2 separate regions of the Mus musculus genome follow, and region 2 is linked to region 1. The links are chromatin contacts, found by Hi-C or POLR2A ChIA-PET in ENCODE. All regions are on one chromosome and are shown on one strand. Each heading gives the region's core, a stretch centred on a gene start or an enhancer-like site at or near the end of the contact. The rest is flanking DNA. Distances are from core to core; before and after follow the strand shown.

Region 1 (5,016 bases), core at 31-2,530:
ACTATAGCTTTAGGAATTTAATCAAGGCTTTCAGTGGAGGTCTTGGTGGTTAAGATCATTGGTTGCTCTTTCAGAGGACCTAAGTTTCCACTAAAAATTTCCGAAGAATTAAAGAATCTCACCTATTCTTGAAAACAAGTAAATAATGGCTGCTGGTTCAGGGGACTCGTTTTTCCTCATTGGTGTATCCACCATTAAATTGTGTATGCTCCATAAATAAACCCCTACCCATAAATACCCAAGTTAAACTCAGTGGGTACACACGCATGCTCAGTCCAGAACTCAGTAGGCAGAGGCTAGAGGATCTGTGAGTTCAAAGCTAGCTTGTTCTGCAAAGCAAGTTCCAGGACAGTCAGGGCTACAGAAAGAGACTCTGTCACAAGAAGAAAGAAGACAGGAGGAGGAGGAGGAGATGATCAACTTCACAAAGTTGTCCTCTCTTACACATGTACCATATAGCAAGCAGGCACTCCCATGATGTGTCACATACATCCACAATAATAATAATTTTAAAAAATGTATAGATATGAAAATAGAAGGGAAAGGGGGTTCAGTGGGTGTGGGATGAGAGGGTGACAAGGGCTGAAAACCACATTAAAACACATGGATGAACCTGCCAAAGGATAACTAAAGATACTAGGATGGACTGTCATCCTTGCTTTGGGGCTATTAAAGATGGCGATACATCTATTTACCCACAGATTCATTTACAACACGATGACAGAGTCCATTAAATAAACCCGTACATTTTGCTATTTTATTTTGTTATTAACCTTTTTTAAAAAATAAAATAAAAGGTCTTATGAAGCCCAGACTGGCCTACAAGTATCAGAAAATGGCTTGAATTCCTTACCCTAGCTCCCCCTTTCCAGTGCTGCGATTATCTTACACTGCCCCTCTTTAACTGTTTATTTCTGGTGCTGGGGACCAAATCCCAAACCTCCAGGTGCTAGGCAAGGGCTCTGCCCCTGAGCCACAAATCCCAAGGAAAACTCAAAGTACGCACCCACGAAAGTGACTGAACTGTATGTGCCCAGCCTCCCTGGACGGCCCCCACTTTCCCAGTCTCTAGCTCCCGACTTTTTGCTTTGGGCAGGGTCTTGCTGTCCTACAGCACTTGAGGCAATCCCTCCGGGCTCCTGAGCGCTGGGATCACAGGCGAGTGCGGGATTTTGACAACTATAAATACCTCACCTAAGCCGACTTCCCTCTAGTTCAGGGGCAGACAAGCTCAAAGAGGAAAGCAGGTCAGCCGGCCATCACACACACTCAACGTCCACCCCGCGGGGTAGCTCCGCCCACCGACTAGCCGAGACTGCTCACTGCGCATGCGTACATGTTCCCGCCTCTCCGGGAAGGACTGAGCGGCCTGCGCCGGCTGCCGACCTGACGCAAGTGACGGAAGACTGAGCATGCTCAGTAACGCGCTAAGCCCGTCCCCAGCCCCGGTCCGGCCGCCATCTTGGATCAGGGCAGCTCAGTCGACCGGGCATGCGCACATGCGTCTCTGAGCAAGGCTGCGCTAAGGGTTTTGTCCGCCATCTTGGGTCAAGGCCTCATGGGACGTCGGGGTCCCCGCGGGCCTCCTCTGGCTCTTAGAGCAATCCTTGCCTTCACCGCACGCGTACTTGCTTATGTTGTCACTGACGTTCGCCTGGAGGTGTAGAGACCGGAAGCCTGGCGGGAGATGTGGACCAGACTGCCAAGTGAGGCGGAGCTTTTAACTACAAGAATGCCAGAAAGCAAAATGGAGGTTGCAGCACCGGGCGCTTGTGTCCAGACGGTGCTGGCCGTATGCGTGGGCGGAAATGCGTAATGGGAGGGTGGTTTAGGGCGCAAATCACTGGTGTTAGGTGCTGTTAATCATCAAGGACTCTGCTCTTTCAAGTGTATGTCTGCATTGTTCACAGGTTTTCCTTATGTGTTTATTATAGTGAGACTTATCTAGCGTTGGCGTCCTGAATTCCTTCTTCCCTTAAACAGACATTTCGAAGCTACTTTGGCTAAAAATCATTGACTTCTCTCTGGGGCCACAGAGTGACTAAAGATAAAGTTTGGCATTTCTGTTTTCGTTTTGTGTTTGCTAGAAACATAAACAAAGCGAAGTAGCTCTACAAGGCACGTTCTATTTGTAAAAAAGGTGTTTCAGGATCAAAATCATGGTGTCTTTTCCCCAGTGGCTGGGGTCCGACCTTCATGCTTGGCTAGTTCTGAAAGAATAAGCTTAGAGGAATGGAGTTAAAGGTCTGTATTCCAGGCAGCAGGGAATTCAGGAGGGAGAAAGGATGCATGAGGTTTATAAACAAAACTTTACTAGGTGGAGAAGATGTTTGTTTGTTTGTTTGTTTGTTTGAGTGAAGCAGCTTTCTTTTATTGGCGGTAGTGAAGAAAATTTTTGGAATATTGGCCAATGGCAGACTACCTACCTACCTTTGATAGATAAATAACAAAACTGATTTCTTACATCTCCTTTGCTTTGGTCAGGTACCTGCCCACTTCTACATAAGCAGCATGTTTATCCATCCATTTCATCTCCCTTCAAAATTGAAGGCACAAAAAAGTCATTGTCCTAAACCTCTGGTCATCTTGATAGGAATGGGAGTTAGGGAGGAAGGGAATAAAAGTGTCTGCTACAAGAAGTCTCCAGTTATCATTTGAGCCGTAGAAATATGAACATGTTTGTTTTGTGTAGCAGCTCACAAATTTCCATTACTGAGGCTGACTGCTTTCCTGACTTCCAATTAAGGAAACTAAGTCAGTGTGTGCATATTTATGTGTTAGAACACTTTTTGGCTTTGTATACATGTGTAGAGGCCAGAAGTTAAAGTCGTGTGTCAACCTTATCACTCTTTGCTTTGCTTTTTGAGACAGTCTCCTGAGTAGCCTTGACTGGCTTTAAACTTATGCCTAGCTTGAGGATCTTACAGAACGTTCTAAAAATAAGTGTGTTTGAGATGCTCAGAAATAAGTGGATTATATGCATTAAAAACACATTGAGCTGGGTGGTGGTGGTACATGCCTTTAATCCCAGCACTCGAGGCAGACACAGTTGGATTTTGAGTTCAAGGCCACCTGACCTACAGAGTAAGTTCCAGAATAGCCAGGGCTACAGAGAGAAACCATCTTGAAAAAACAAAACAACATCAACAAAAATCTTGAGCAATATAAAACGTGAATTAAAAACATAAGGCTAGGGGCTGGTGAGATGGCTCAGTGGGTAAGAGCACCCGACTGCTCTTCCGAAGGTCTGGAGTTCAAATCCCAGCAACCACATGGTGGCTCACAACCATCCGTAATGAGATCTGGCGCCCTCTTCTGGAGTGTCTGAAGACAGCTACAGTGTACTTACATATAATAAATAAATAAATCTTTAAAAAAAAAAAAAAAAAACATAAGGCTATTAAAATCAATCTTGGAAATAGAAAATATATGGCCATACAAGTATAAAATCAAGAATAAAGTCCAGTTTAGGCAAAGACAAGAATGAAAGAAAACAGTGCTAAGTATGGTGGCTCATACCTTAAATCCCAGCACTCAGAAGGGAGAGGCGGGTGAGTCTCTGTGAGTTCAAAGCTAGCCTGGTCTACAAAGTGAGTTCCAGGCTAGCCAAGGCTACATAGTAAGACCCTGTTTTTCTTCTTTTTTTGTTTTTAAACTTTTTTTTAAAAAAGGTGTACTCACATGTATGTGAGTACACCTTTGCTGTCTTCAGACACATCAAAAGAGGGCATCAGATCCCATTACAGATGGTTGTGAGCCACCATTGCTGGGAATTGAACTCAGGACCTCTGCAAGAACAGTCAGTATTCTTCTTAACTGCTAAGCCATCTCTCCAGCCCAAGACCCTGTCTTAAAACAACAACAAGAGAAGAGAAGAGAAGAGAAGAGAAGAGAAGAGAAGAGAAGAGAAAAGGGTTGTAATAGAAACTCTGAGGGTAAAAGGGTTTGATAAGAGAAGCAAATACCTGTTGGGTTTTGTGGCAGAGGCTTGGAATCCCAGCACTCTGGTGGCAGAGGCATGAGTTTGAGGTCTACCTGGACTACATAAGTGAATTGTAAACCAGTCATTGTTGCAGAGAGCTATCTTGTTACTAATGGTTGGGATTGGGTACCTCCAGGTTCTCGGCATCTTGTCCAAATAATCGAAAAATAAGGTCTCACACAATTTTCAAAAGTAGTAAGATAGCTTCAGAGCAAAGCAGTAGCAGCGTTTAGAAAAGAATATGCTGTCAGGCCGGACAAGTGGTGTGCACTGCCCAATCCAAGTGGAGGTCAGGTTGCTTATCTATTCCTGTGCTTGCTTGCCTCAGCCATAGCTCTCAAAACAAGAAATTCCCCAAAACAGAAAAACTACTCGGAAAGAAGATGGCTAGGAACTTCCAGAATTAGAGAACAAGGATCTTCTAATTAGAGTATCACCTGAAGAAAAAGCAAGGTAAACAACAAGCCCAGAGAAATAACACTGTAGAGTATTAAGGATAAAAACCACCAAAGGCTAGGAGACAATCGGCAAACAATAGTTGGGCCTATAGGTTAGTCATCTTTTAAGGCACCAACGTTCAGAAAGCCATCCTGTCCAATCTGGAATCCAAACCTAGCTACCCTTGTGGAGCATCAAGCATTCAGTGTAAGGCTGAAGCTATGGTTTCACAGGGTAGAGTGTTTGCCTAGCTCAAGTGAAGGCCCCTTATGTACTTTTCCAGTACCGTATAAGTCAAGGTGCAGTGGGACACTCTTGTAATTCTAGTACTTAGGAGGTAAAGGCAGGAGGATCAGGTCACAGTTCTGTCCTTGGCTACATAGTCAGTGTGCAGCTAGATGAGGCTATAGGAGAGCTATCCCCAAAACAAACCCGTGTAGAGGCAGGAAGGCCACCAATCTAGACTATCTTCAATAACTAACATTTTCATAAGCTCTTTTGATTAACTTTATTGAATAGCCAAATTTATAAGTTAGCACAGATCAAACATTGTTTGCATGGGTTACAAATGACTTTTTTTTAAAAAAACAGGAATA
Region 2 (5,170 bases), core at 2,078-4,577, 670 kb after region 1:
GGGTGCCACGGTCCTCTACCCCTGCGTGGTGTATGACCGTGGGCCCGAGAGCGCTCTTGAATAAGAGTCCTCTTGCAGTTTGCAGCAAGACCGTTTCTTGTGTGATTTGGGGTGTCGCCTCTCCTGAGTCAGAACGTGGGGGAGTCCTCACGTTGTGGGTCTTTCATGCACACATAAACAAAAACTTAAAATATAATTTTTTAAAAGAAGACCTAGTATAAGAAAGAACTTCCCTAAGGTGAAGAAAAAAAATACTTTTTTTTTTTTTTTTTTGAGACAGGGTTTCATGTAACCTAGGCTGGGTTTGAGGTCATTATGTAGCCAAGGATACAGTAAACTTCTGATCCAGCCTCTGAAATAAAATAGTCTCACACGCATAGACCATTTCATTATTAAGAGAAAACTGCATCCCCTCTGGATGGTTTACTTTGTTCTGTGCAAAGGAAGACTGCAACTGATTTTGCACCTAAAAGAAAATACAATGTAAATAAATTAGGCAAAAAGAAAGAAAGAAAGAAAGAAAGAAAGAAAGAAAGAAAGAAAGAAGGAAAGAAAGAAAGGAAGAAAGAAAGAAAGAAAGAAAGAAAGAAAGAAAGAAGGAAAGCAAGCAAGCAAGCAACCCATTACTCAGGTAGCTGGCAAACAGCAGGAGAGGCCAGATGCAGGTGCACACTAGCTGCACAGCTAATCTTAACCCTAGCGTCAGTTTTAGTCTATTTTCACAGCTAGAGAACTCCAGGGTCTCAGTGATTCCTCCCCAGAGTCAGGGGAAAGAGAGCAGGAGGACTCTGTCACTTGTCAGCTCCAACTCCAACGAAGCCTGTGCATGAGACAAAAGTGAAATAGGGTCACTTATCCCAACAGACCTATGGTCAGGACAAAAGTGACATAGGGTCACTTACCCCCAACAGGACTATGGTCAGGACTGGCCCATCCCCACAAGTCAACAAGACATCTCTGGACTCACATGGAACTGAAGTAGCTCTGGGGACCCCAAACTCAGGAGGGGGATCCATGAGGAAATGAGCTCAAAGCGTCTTGCAACTGCACAGTGTTCTGCTTGCTTTTCTGGGCCAACAGAGATGCAAGCCTGCCGGAGGAGTTGGCAGACTCAGGACATCCTGCTGTTTCCCTAAAGCTTCTGGATTTCTTAATTTGAATCTGCAAGTAAGAACCCGACTGGCCAGGCTTGGATCAGGTTTTCTGTCTCAGGCCAATCAGCTTTGGCAGACTCCGTAGAGGGGAGGCTGGGCAGAGTCCAGTTTAAAAAAAAAAAAAAAAAGGTGACTTGCTTTTCCCCTCCCTGCAGGCTGTGACTGGGAAGAAAGATCAATGAATAACATTTCTGGTGCACTTGGATTTCAATCCCAGGGGCTCCCAGGTCTCCTCCCTATTCTGGCTGATTTTCTTTGCCTTTCTTGTGTGGCTAATTCTTTGGATTTAAAACCTTCCCTTCTGGAAGGAAAGAGATTCATAAAAGTCAGGTTCAGTCCTCAGCACTAGAAAGTTAAAAACAAACAAACAAACAAACAAACAAAACCCAAAACATACATGGCTTGGGAAGTCCAGCTATCGGACTCACGAGGTCCCTCTAGTCAACAGTTGCTGGAGAGGGAACTCTTGAGCTGCTGATAAGTCATGCATTGGTCCAGGGATGCATGCAGGTTTGTTAGTTGGGGGCCTTTGGGGTGATCTTTTTAGTTACCTTGAGTTACCTTGTAAATAAATTAAACACTTTCCCTGGTTTGCCGACGTAGACTTTGGGTGGAATTCTTTAATCTGTCATCTGTGCCTTCTCTACCGCAAATAGCTGTCTGTCTCCCCAGCAAAAGTGACACAAGCCACTCGCTGAGTTTTAGGTAAGTGCCTTACCAGTCCTCTGCATCTCCATTCATTTTAAATTAAAACCAAGACTCCCAGGGCGCTGAACGGAGGTGGCGCACACCGCCTTTAATCCCAGCACTTGGGAGGCAGAGGCAGGCGGATTTCTGAGTTCGAGGCCGGCCTGGTCTACAGTGTTAGTTCCAGGACAGCCAAGGCTATACAGAGAAACCCTGTCTCGGGAAAAAACAAACAAACAAACAAACAAAAAACAAAAACAAAAAAAAAACCCAAAAAATAAAACAAAACAAAAAAAAAAACCAAGAAAGACTCTCAGGGCGAAGTTCCGAGAAGCCAGACTTTCTGCCCACCCACGACACACAGCCCTGGGCATCAGGGCTCTGGGTCAAGTGTTAAGATTCTTGGAGACAAATCTTGTGTCCCCAGGTCTTGTCCTTCCGACTCTGCCTCCCTGTACGCCCCTGTGACTCAGCAGCTTTCCCTGCCTGGCTTTAACTCCGGGAATGGGCTGGGTGTTTGTTGCCGGGTAGATAGAGCTGCAGACTTGGGAACAGGTTCTTTCTAATGCAAAGCAAGCCCTGTACCACGGAGCTATCTGTTTGCCCACATTCTATTTCGAAGGGCTTTCCCTCATAGTCTTAACTAGATATGGGCTTAGGCCCCCTTACATTCCCTCTCCTCGGCCTCTCTCTCTCTTGGTTCCCTTCCTTTAGCCCACGGAACAGCATTTTCAATCTAGAGTGGCTGCGGATGCCCAGCTGTCTTGTTCAGCTACAGCAGGTTGTGAGCAACCACCTGGCGTCTCCTCTACTGGACCCCAAATGCCTGAATTCTCCTCGGACGTCTGTTAGTAGAAGGCAAAGGGTGTGAAGTCTTCACTCACATGTGATTTCACAAACTCTCCAAACCTGATTTGGTTAGTCTTGGTGTGGCACGCTCAACAGGGCAGGAGGCCACGTGCTGAGACCAGGCTGGGAAAAAGTGTCCGCCCTCTCTACACTGCAGGAAAGCAGACATCCAGAACCCGCGTGACCTCACGTAGCGAGACTCCGCAGTCTCACAAACCCACTTTGTCTTTTTTAATTTCTTAAATGCTTGGGAAATGGCGGAAAGAGGCTTTGACACTAGGGAAGATTGCACGCAACTTTACAGTGCGGAGCCGGCTCTCGGGAGAGTTTAATTTGCAACTGACTCGCTGACGCACGCGGGCGTGTCGCAGGCTCCGGAAATCAAGGTTGGAGCAGAGGGGACAGTAGCCGCTCTGACCTATACAGCGCCACTTCCAGAGCCCAGTGTCCCCACTGGGCCTCCGAGTGACTTGCAGCCTCGGCGACTCCGGCGACACTATCCGCTGAGGTCCCTAGGCCACCGCTCTGTGTGCCGGAAGCTCCCCTCCCCCTCTTCCCAAATGCTTCCAGCAGCCTGGAGGCTGCAACAGTGACCCGCGTGTCCCCGCGCACGCACACACCTCACGCACGTCAGACCCACGCCTCCCTATCGCCCCGTGCCAGAGTGCACGCAGGCCTTTACGCGCGGCCACACATGATCACAGAGCCGCAGAGGGCGAGAGCGCGGCTCGCGAGTGGGAAGAAGACCCCGAGACTGGTCTGGGCGCTGTCCGGGGTGGAGCCGAGGGCGGAGCTTCGGGGTCCGGCGCGCAGAGCTGGGGCGTGTCCGCGCCGCCGCGATCTGCGCCGCTCCGCCCTCGGCCCGTTCGCTGCGCTCCCAGCCTCCTCGCCGCAACCCCCGCCGTAGCTGCCGCTGCTCCCGCCGTCACCGCCTCCGAGGTAGGCGCAGCGGAGAGGGCCTGGGCTATGCCTGAGTCCCCAGGGCCTCGGGTCGCGCTCCTGGGAAGTCTCCAGGGAGGCGATCGAGGGAGGTTCGGGCGAGGGCGCTGGGCCTAAGCGCTTGGCCCCGGGAAGGGTGAACCAGGGACGATCATTGCGGGCCTGGAGGGGCAGCGGGCTTGTAGAGGAGGCCTGGAGGGCGGGCGCAGAGCGGATCTCCCAGATTCTAGCTCGAGCGTTCAGAGCACCTGCATTTGGAAGCCAGGGGCGGTTCGAACATGCGAGGAGCGGAAGGGCAAGGGCGGCCGCGTGGAGGCCCGGCGGGCCGCGGGTCTAGGTGACCTTCCCGGCGGCGCCCTCTGGCTCTAGATCCCGTCGGTGTGGATCTGGTAGAGACCCTCCCACGGCCCAAGCCCTTCCCCACCAGCTCCAAGGGCCTGTGCAGACCCAGCTTCCTCCGCCGAGAGGACGAACTCCAGGCACGGCCATGCCCTGGATCCCCCAGCCCCTACACGCCCTAGCCGGCCCACGCCCGGAGTAGGTGGCGCCGGGTCCCTCCCGCGCATGCCAGTGTCTTCCCGGGCGGAACGGGCTGCCCTGAGTGGACTTAGGCCGCAGGAACAGGGACCTGGGCCTGGACTGAGAGCGAGACCCCATAGGGAGCCATACGCTTGGCCTCCTTGGCCTCGGGGACGGAGTCCGTGTTCTGTGTCGCCAAATGCAACTGTGCATTCTGGAAACTGTTTTCAGGGCCTGACATCAGATTGGAGGCCCGCAACTCTACACGGTTTGTCCAAGGTCACACTGGTAGGAAGATTTAAAACTTCAATCTTCTCATCTGCGAAATAGGAGCAATTATATACACTTCACTGAGTTTGGGGGAAAGAATAAAATGATCCGATTAACACGAAGCCTTGGGGCATGCACAAGGACACCTTAGAAACCTTGACATTTGCCTAGGAGACCTAGGAGCTTTTGGGGAGGGTTGAACTCATCCTCCACAGACTTTTATTTTATTTTATTTTTTATTCCACATGGTGTACAGGAAGGGACTCCATGAATATACAGGCGTATTATTTTAATGCCATTATTACTAATGTCAGAAGCAAGCATTTGTGCAGCACCAGGTATTGAGTCATTGGAGAATAATTCACGAGACACTGTCAGTTTGCAGATTGACAGCTGTCAGGCTGGAGCACTAAATCTGACTGCAGACCCAGAATGCAGGAAGAGTGTGGGCTTAGCTCAGGTGTGTGCTGTCCAAAACTTCTCTTTCCTTGACCAGAGATATGGGTGAGGGGCTTAACTCCGGCTTGTTTACTAGCAAGCCAGGCATAACTGCGGAGGGCCTGCCTGCTTTTCTCGGGACTGACAAAACTGAAGGGCCAAACTCAGGCTTGTCTTCAGGGACTTGGGTGGGACCACTTGGCACACATTAGGTGGTTAAGAAAGGTCTGTGGGGTAAATTCATTTTTAAAAAATGTCTATTTAATGTGTGCATGCTTGTGCCTATGTGAGTTTATGTACATACATGCAGGTGT

Evidence for each region. Hi-C counts contacts between places; a loop is a spot of excess contacts on that map. ChIA-PET counts read pairs that join two places held with the same protein, here RNA polymerase II (POLR2A).
Region 2: a loop to region 1 is called in a map of v-Abl transformed pro-B cells, with 2.5 times the contacts of the local background. The contact joins the promoter of Vdac1 here to the promoter of 0610009B22Rik in region 1. A Hi-C loop is called at or near these places in 1 of 37 maps with a recorded cell type or tissue (v-Abl transformed pro-B cells). POLR2A ChIA-PET finds 5 or more read pairs at or near these places in 1 of 5 experiments (embryonic stem cell).

What each region holds. Positions count from the first base shown.
Region 1 is chr11:51,687,354-51,692,369 of GRCm38, forward strand. 0610009B22Rik (RIKEN cDNA 0610009B22 gene) reads right to left here and starts at 1,281. Exons shown (of 2, transcript NM_025319.2): 1 at 1,195-1,281. It overlaps Sec24a (Sec24 related gene family, member A (S. cerevisiae)), which reads right to left. Exons shown (of 23, transcript NM_175255.3): 23 at 4,910-5,016.
Region 2 is chr11:52,357,524-52,362,693 of GRCm38, forward strand. Vdac1 (voltage-dependent anion channel 1) reads left to right here and starts at 3,328. Exons shown (of 9, transcript NM_011694.6): 1 at 3,328-3,629. Gm51894 (a long non-coding RNA gene) reads right to left here and starts at 1,059. Exons shown (of 2, transcript XR_003949674.1): 1 at 968-1,059; 2 at 385-820.